Linked DNA regions of Homo sapiens: region 1 is linked to region 2. Evidence: chromatin loops called from intact Hi-C (ENCODE). Cell type or tissue: Caco-2. All regions are shown on one strand. Links, peaks and the distances in the headings refer to the core of each region. The heading gives the core; the rest is flanking DNA.

Evidence for each region. A loop is a pair of places that touch in the nucleus more often than their neighbours do. Peaks named below come from ENCODE experiments on the same cell type or tissue, not always from the same donor. Only the 100,000 strongest peaks of a DNase experiment are listed, where the experiment ranks them.
Region 1: it touches region 2 in a loop (5-fold over the local background); 4 of 110 quality-filtered maps call a loop at or near these places.

The regions. Positions count from the first base shown.
Region 1 is chr11:10,324,843-10,329,231 of GRCh38, reverse strand. The region is part of intron 1 of CAND1.11 (a long non-coding RNA gene); the gene reads right to left. Among named protein-coding and RNA genes, the nearest start is that of CAND1.11, 19 kb to the right of the region's middle. RefSeq lists a silencer at 216-510. In Caco-2, for the core only: no CTCF peak of the experiment used is centred there; DNase peaks (open chromatin) are centred at 261 and 2,631.
Region 2 is chr11:10,392,368-10,396,756 of GRCh38, reverse strand. All of the region lies in intron 2 of CAND1.11 (a long non-coding RNA gene), which reads right to left. Among named protein-coding and RNA genes, the nearest start is that of AMPD3, 61 kb to the left of the region's middle. RefSeq lists an enhancer at 3,564-4,389. In Caco-2, for the core only: no CTCF peak of the experiment used is centred there; a DNase peak (open chromatin) is centred at 1,816.

The DNA.
Region 1 (4,389 bases), core at 192-4,191, 67 kb after region 2:
AGCAAGATGCAAAATAATCTGACCAGCATGACTTTCAAGAAGAATCATTGTAAAGTTCTGTATTTGGTTCAAAGAAAATCAACAACACAAATTCACAGGGATTCCTGACTTGGCAGCAGTTCATGTAAAAAACAACTGGGCTTTTAATTGACCATGGATTCATTATGAGGCATTATTGGAATGTGACTGATAAAAACAAGATTAGGGCAATTCTTGACCACAGCCATAAATCTAGTGTCCCGATAAGAGGGTGGCAGCTCAATCCTGTTCTGGTCAGACCACACTGGAGTTCTATTTTCATTTCTAAGCATCCATTTCACAGTTGGAACATGGCACCCTTGACCCACTTTTGTGAAGTAATGTTTTCTCACACTCCTTTTCCATCCTGTGTTCTAGCATACTCTCAAGTGCAGTATGCTAACACTAGGACAAATGAGCTCTACCCTTGTAATACAGCACAACTGCAAAGCAGTAATGTCATGTGAATCAAGTTCCTTCAGATTTCAGTCATGTCAGCTTTTTGTTAATTTTTCTTTTATTGCAGTCTCCTCTCCCTGGTGACTTAGGCTAAATCTGGGGGTAATGAAATGACCGAAATCTGACTTACAGCCACTGTGTGTACTCCAAATGATTCCTCCTTCCTATTAGTCATAACATAACCCTTTGTCCTTGAACCAGGCTGCTCTGCCTAGTTTCCTGTTCTTCATGCAAAAACTCCAAGAAACCAGCCTTGCCAACCTCCGATAGGAGTCTAAAGCTACCATTTAGTCTGAAAACTGAGATCTGTGCTACACTTGAATGCAAAGTCATCAGAATTAGCTTACACAAGTTCCCCTTTCTCCCTCTGGCATATACTTCCACTCCTTTGCCATCCCAGCTTTGACTTCCCTTTCTTCTTCAGCCCTAATGAGAACTGGGAGTGCGAAAAAATGTAAGGAAGAAAGGAGGAAAAAGAAGAAAGACAGGAGAGATTAATCTCGATCCCAAAGATAGGTAGGACCTTTTGTTATTACACCAGCAAGTCATGGTTCTCTCCTTTCTTCCCTCTTTGTCTCCCAACCCTCTTCAACATGTATACTTGCCAAGGGCTAGGGAAACCCCAGCTTACAAGATCTACTCCCTCTAAAGGGACTGATCCTAAAATTAAAGCCAGTCCAGAGGGGCCACCTTTCTAGCCCAGGCAAGATATTCAAGCCTCAAACCAGGTTAAGGTCGTGTTGGAGTCCACACATGCCCTCTTCTTCCCTATCCAACAAAGGCCTGAGAAACTATGGTCTTTTCCATTAATGCCCTTGGACTGGAAGGGCAGGGGTCATATATAAATTCTGTGCTAAATACTATGAATTTTTTTTCTTTTTTCAGCATGAGACAGATACTGTGAATGCTATATCCCATTTAATGCCCATAGTAAATCCTGTGCTATAATGTATTAATTAAGATGGCTTCCATTAAAAGGAGCAGAAAGCTCAACTCACTATGGGTTACTAAGTGAAGGAGATGATTGGTTTATACAATAGAAGTATGACAGGATTGAGGATGGGTCCATTTAGGAGTTCAACAACTTTATCAGGGAGTTCTATTTTCCATCACTCCACTCTGCCATTCACAATGAGAGCTTCCATCTAGGGCTTGCCCCTGTTTTAGTCTCAGAGTGGCTTTCTATTGCTGCTGAGACTGCATATGTCTCCCACTTTTATCTAGCAGGAGAAAGGGAACTTGTTTTTCTGGAAATAAGCCAGTAAACTTATGCAAACTCATTGGCCTGAATTGCTAGTGAGACCACATATGTGTCCCATTCTTATCTAGCAGGAAAAAGGAAATTTGTTTTTCTGGAAATAAGCCAATAAACTTATGCAAGCTCACTGGCCTGAATTAGGCCAGCACCCATCACTGGGTCCTGTAATAGTGGCCTTAAAATGGAATTGCACTAGGCCTGAGTCTTCAGGAGTGGAGTGGTCTATTGGGGGAGATGTGGATACCCTAACAAAAGTCATGGTAGTTACCAAGAGAAGAACAAGGGCTGGGGAGGCAACTCCAAGGCTCTCTTAGCTACATATTATCCTATTTTTCAGAGGAGAAACTGAAGCTTGGAGATGCTGCTGTGTGTAATGATAGAGCCAGGACTCTCACCCTTCCCTACACCAGGTTATCTTGAAGAAACAAACCAAAGAAAAGCCGGAATGGTCATCCCTTCACTTTCAGCCTAAAACATGTAGATAGGAAAGAGAAGCAGGGATTTCATGAGACTGGGAAAATCTCAGCCACTGTGCACCCAGGAGCTACTGAATCTACCTACTCCACAAAGCTGAGGCAGCTTTGAACCTTCACATCACCTGGAACCATGCCTAGCTCAGCAACTATTTGTAAACTGAAGAGCAGAGACTACAAAGGTATTACCCATAATGATGAGTTCTAGAGCACTGTTTCCCCAGCCCATTCTGGGTTAAATCAGAGGTGTGGGCTAGCCTGGGAACCTTGCCACACTGCATAACATTGCTCCTCCTGGGGAATGTCTTCCGAGTTCTAAAGGACAGATTTGCAAATAGACTTCTGGAGTACAGCCCCATCCACTGCTGGGAACTGCCTTTGTTTGACTTGTTTATTCAGGAGAGCTTCTCTGGACTTTCACCCAGCCGCTGCCTGGCAGGAGGTGACCTGGCTTTAGCCAACAGTGGGTGGGGACAGCAGGAGAGCAGCTTCTGCTCAGTGCTAACTGGACACAAAGCTATACCATAGGAAGGGGGAAGGGCAGAGTATTCAAAGGCCATAAGACAGCTAGTCTTTGACAAGGGACCTCATTTAAGGAGCATGAGTCTCCCTGTCTCACTTCTACCTGGTGGAAGAGTGAGACAAAATTAACTTACATGACTTGAAAGGCTTTTGCAATTTTTGAGGGCCACTGAGTATAAATTTTCCAATAAGCAGCTGTTGGCTTTTGTTCCTGCTGAGGTCTCTCACAAGGCAGCATCAGGTTTGAGTGTCATGGCCTGCCATGGCCCCACTGGCCTTGAGGGTTTCTGTGGCCTATTTTAAGCAATTTTACTGTTCATGGTCCTGGCAAACATATCCATTTTTCTGACAATATTTATAGTCTGATGTAAGTGTGAACTAGATAATGACCTTTTCAAGTCATGGCACAATGTTCTGTTTAAAGTTTTCATTTTTTTGCTCAGAACATCTGCAAGATCCTTTGACCCTTCTGCATGGTCTCTTGGAGATTTTCCTAACTTTCTGACCACTTGTGGGGATAGAGGGGTGAATGATGGGCAGACCCTTCACGTGTCTTGGGTCATGTGAGCATCTGAGCCTACAGAGAACACTCCTTTTGCTTCTGAAGCTCTTGCAGCCCGTTCTGAGAAATGTAATGCTGACCAGTTCATCTCAGGCATTTCTTTCTCTCCGGACATTATAGGATCACCCTCAAAACACGTGTGAGGGCACATACATCATCAGCTTCCCATAGTGAGTAGTTCCTAGGACTTGGATAACATTTCAAGCTTGACATGGCTAAAACAATACCATATCTGCAGTTAACTTTAGGTGACTCACCAGAAGAGCTATTTTAAACAAATTTGTAGCGACTAAGATTACATTTGTTCTATGAAAAACAGACTGAAAGGACAAAAGGCTAATGCAATATTTTTGAAACGCTCTTTTTAAGCTCAATGAAGTCCTGCTGTATTTTCTTGACAGCATCCTAGTTACCAGGCATAACAGGAGGGGCAATAACTGGTATCTAAACCACTCAAGAAACAAGCATGTCTTGACACCATCCAGCAGGAGTATATGTTCATCAGAAGACAGGTTTGTAGAAATAGTGATGGCCATGTTCATCTAGTCACCAGGGATTCTAATGTATTCCCTTTCAAAATAATATTGGTCAGGCTAGAGCTCTGGTAGCCTTGTGAAGGGTATGGTTTACCAGTCACCTGGCCTGCCTTAAGGTCATCTTCAGTTCTCCTGGCAATTACTATACTCTCTTCTCTATCCCAGAGTGCAGACACATTTCTGTATTTAGTTCAAAGAAAATCAACAGCACAAATTCATAGGGATTCCTGACAAAGCCAGAAGGTCAGAGCTAGAAGCAGATTGGGGCTTCTAGCTCTGACCTTTCAGCTGAGACAAGATTTCTAAGGGGAGAAGAATGAACAGATGTGAGGAATGGGGTGCTCTCATGCTACTCAAATGAAGCACAAAGGTAAACACCAACCTCATTATTCTCCTGAGAAGTTGCTTATTTTCCTGGGGTGGGGAACCTGGGGGCAGGCAGAACCTTCAAGGCCTGAGAACTATCAAGAGACTCTTTAGGAGGCGAGGAGAAGCTGAAACCACTATCCCAACCCAGTTCTCCTGAGTTTTCCTTCCTGCTTCGGGTTTCCCACTTCATTT
Region 2 (4,389 bases), core at 314-4,313:
GCAGCAGTAGGTGACCAGGCCTGACCACATCCCTGCATACCTAAGAGGCATTACAAACCCGATTGCCCACCTTCACCCTCCACCAGCTGTTGCTTCTCCCATCTCAGTTAACCAAAGCACCATTCAACACATTGCTTAGATAAAAACCCAGGAATCTTCCTTCATTCCTCTTTCCTTCATCTGCCACATCCAATTCATCAAAAAGGCCTGTCATTTTAGCCTCCAAAAATGCACCAAATGTATATTTTCTTCATCTGCGCTGTTGTCACACCGCTCCAAGCCACCATCATCTCTGGCTTGGGTGACATCTCCAACAAGGCATCCTGCTTCCACTCTTTCCCTGTGTGGTCCATTCACTACATGGCAGCCAGAGTGACCTTTTATAAAATGTGAGATTATAGCATTCTACCACTACAGACTTTCCAACAGCTTCCTTGAAATTAGAATCAAGTCCCAGGATCCTAACCATGACCTGCAAGACCCCCACGACCTGGCCCCTCTCTTTCTCTCTGACCTCACCTCGTGTGACTCTCCCTCTTTCACTGTGCGCCTAGCAAACGGCCTTCTTTCTGGCTCCCAAGAAGTTGCATGCTCAGGGCCTTTGCGCTTGCTGACCCCCCTGCTCCCCAGATCTGTGCATGACTGATTCCCACGCATCCCTCATTCTCAGTTCAAATGGCACCTCCTCAGAAAGGTGAGACCCCATCATTACCAATCCCATTGTCCTGTCTTATTTTCTTCATAGTATTTATCACGGGCTGAAATATTTTTGTTTATTTGTTCATATGATTGACTGACTTCCAACTGGAATGTAAGCTCCATGTGAAAAGGGACTGATTTCTCTCTTTTTAGTCCTGGAGCTCAGAATAAATGAAGTGACAAAAGGGAAAAACTAGGTATGACTCAGGGCCCCGGGGATATGGGTTTGGGGTAAGGATCAGGCCAGGGCAGGGCCAGAACAAGGCAGAATAAGGGGCTTGGGCACCCCCGCCCAGTCCTTCCTGATGGGGCCCCACTGCTCACTGGTGTGACTTGCCACAGGAGGACTCCACCAGAGGCATGAATGAGATAAGGCACCTTGGCAGCTCCTCCTAATTCTAAGAGACTGCAGCTACTGGACTGTTCACCAGCATGTATATTGCTGCCAGGGTGAGTCCCCGGGATAGTTATTTCTATGCACTAGGCTATGGTGGCCAGTTGTTCAATCAAACACCAGTCTAGACATTGCTGTGAAGGTGATTTTGGCATGTAATTAACATTTGAATCAGTAGACTTTGAGTAAAGCAGATTACACTCCATACTGCCGTGGGCCTTAGCTCATCAGTTTAAGGCCTTAAGAGCAAAGACTGAGAGTTCTTGAAACAGAAGGAATTCAGCCTTAAGACTGCAATATAGGAATTTCCTGAGTTTCCAGCCTGCCAGCTTTCCCTACAAATTTCAGACTAGCCAACCCCACAATCATGTGAGCCAGTTCCCTAAAACAAATTCTCTTTCTCTCTCCTTCCCTCTCTCTCCCTCGCTTCCCCCCTCCCCCTCTCTTCCTCCTGTATGTATGTGTGTATCTATATACTCGATAGGATATATATCCAATAGGGTGGATGGGTAGATATCTTACTGGTTCTGTTTCTCTAGAGAGCCCTGACTAATAATACACTCCTTTCCTCTACTTCATCCTCAGAGAAGGAAGTAGCCTGAGGTGTCTTCCAGGGAAAATCAAATAAGAGTGAGGTCACTGTGAACATCCCAGAAGTGCCATGGCTCTCTTCTCAAACATGAAGAGCCCCAGGGTACCAGCCTGTGCATCATCCTGCAAGCCTGTCCTGCAATCCTTCCAGGAATAGCCTGGCTTGTGGCCTAATGCTCAGGCGGTCCCCTGACTGATGAGATAATACTATCAGAAAATGAATCTAGTTTTAAAAGAATGTTGATAAATGCAGCAAACACGCACTCAACAGATTACATATCAATGCTAAAGAGTGACCAAAGCCTCTCTTCTCGTCAGATGTAGTCATTCATTCACCCACTCAACAAATATTTATTGAAAGCCTGCATGTGCCAGACATTCTTCTAGGCATCGGGAATGCAGCAGCAAACAAAACAGTGACATTCAGGCAGAGAGAGATAGACAGTAAAGAGATTGATACAGAATATGTTATGTGGTGATGATAAAGAGCTACGAAGAAAAATTAATCATGGTAAGGCGAGTGGGAGTGTGAGTGAAGAAAGTGTCTAATTGATGTGGGGTGTGTAGAGAAAGCCTCTTTGTTAAGGGAGCCTCTGAACGGAGGCCTAGAAGGAGTGAGGGAGTGAGCCAGGCGGCACTGTGCAAGAAGAGCGTCCCAACAGAGGGCCCAGCAGATGTGAAGCCGCGTGGCATGGCACGCTGGCATCTTCCAGGAACAAGGAGGCCAGTGCAGCCAAAATAGAGTACACAAAAGAGAGTCCAGGAGAAGGGGTGGGAGGCCAAGTCATAGAGGGTCTTAAGTCCATGAGAAGAACTTTGGATCTTACTGAGGAAGTCGGAAGGCCTTTGGAGTTTTTGTCCAGGGGAGGAATACTAACTCCATAAAACTCATAAGAGGTAGAGAGAAAAGAAAGGGGCAGGGGTGGTTTTACTTCCAGCACTTCTGTGCCAGCCACTCCTAGGCCACATATGCCCCAAAGAGGCCTCCGCGATTGAATTTTCAACAGCTGCTGCCTTGCCTCCCATTTATGTTGCCTCATCCATACAGGACCAGTTTTAGCTTCAGGGTGACACACCTAGGGGTGGGAGAAGGGTGATGGAGGGAGGAGGACCATCGGGGCCACACTGACCCCCATCTCCACAAGTTTATGCTGCTGCTTTCAATGCTGCTTCCTCTAATCTTTTTTCATCATTATCTTAATAACTGTCGTGCCACTATACCACCTCGAAAACTGTCTTCCAGAAATGTCCCATGGAGACAGTGGCTCCCCCTTTCCTGGCCCTCTGGAGTGTTGATCCTCACCCCAGCCCTCCTCTTTCATGCTCAGGACCACAGCCCTGTGGCTCCAAAAAGGACCTTCTGGGTCAGTGCACAGAGCACTTAGAAGCACCCTTGCCCCTTCCTCACTTACTTCCTGTTCCTCCATCAGCATTCTACAGCTCTGGCCAACACCAACAGCCTCTACTCAATACGGTGCTTCATTCCACTGTGGGAGGGAAAGTGAGGAAATAAAAATATGACAAAGGAAGAGAGAGCTGAGAGAGAAAGCCAGAGGAGAGGAGAGGCACGATTCAGGAAGGAACTGCTGAGACACTTCACCCCTGAAGGAGCTCAGGAATCACTACATCTGGTAAGCAGGGACAAGGAGCTCATCAGAAAAGACTCTGCTTCCTCAAGTGTGTCCTCTAAAGCCAAGAAGAGTGGCAGCAGGAATCTCCATGGTAGGGGGAAGGAGGTCCCTGAGGTCAAGTTGGGAACTTTTTTATTTTATTTTATTTTATTTTTTTGACATGCAGAAGGGTTCAGCAGGTAAAGGGAAAACTGTACCTATCGAAGTCCTATCCTTTTCACAAGTACCAGCCCAGATGCCCCAAGAAAACAGCCCACATCTCCAAATGGGAATGAACATCTCCCTCCTTCTCTATCCCAGAGAGCTCAGCCATAGAGAATCCAGAGCCCTAGGCAGGAAATATTCTTCCTGGCAGCCAGAGAAGCATGTCGTGTTCTCCTGCCACACCAAAATGACATTTTCTCCTCCCTTTCCAATTCTACCTTTCCTGCCTTGAATATTAGACTGACTCAGTGCCCCTGTTCCTCCACATCACGTGATGCTCTGCGTGGGTTTCTCAGGGGTGAAGGGTTGACTCAGCCTGGCTGCCTGAACCCACTTTCCAGCTCTCTGGCCCGCGGCACATCCTCAGCATGGCCTCCACACCACAAAGCAAGATGCGCCCTCTCTGCCTTCACTGCATTCAAATCCAAAAGAATTTTTCCATGATTTGTCACTTTCAGAGAGGGCTTACATAAAGAGTAGTTGTTTCCAGAGCAAAGCAAAGAATAATCAATGGAATTTAAAACAATCCTAAGAAAGGCCAGCCCCAGTGGAGCCAAGAAAGTTCTCCTGCCCCAGTTGAATCACTATTATGCACAGTCCTGGCCCTGCAGGAACCCAAGAGCCCTCATATTGGAAGGGTATTCCAGGTCCCCCACCCCTGATGCCTTTACTCAAGTCTGTTTGAAAGACCTTAGCTTTAGTGCAAGGCTCCCAGGGAAACAGATAAGAGGGTGTCCCTCCTACCTTACCTATTCTCCATATGCTGACAATTCAGCTTTCGCTCCAGCCCAAGCCTCTTCTGAGTTCCAGTCTCATTTATTCAAGTGCCTACCTGACCTTCGTGGATGTCTAACGGAGATCTCAAACTTA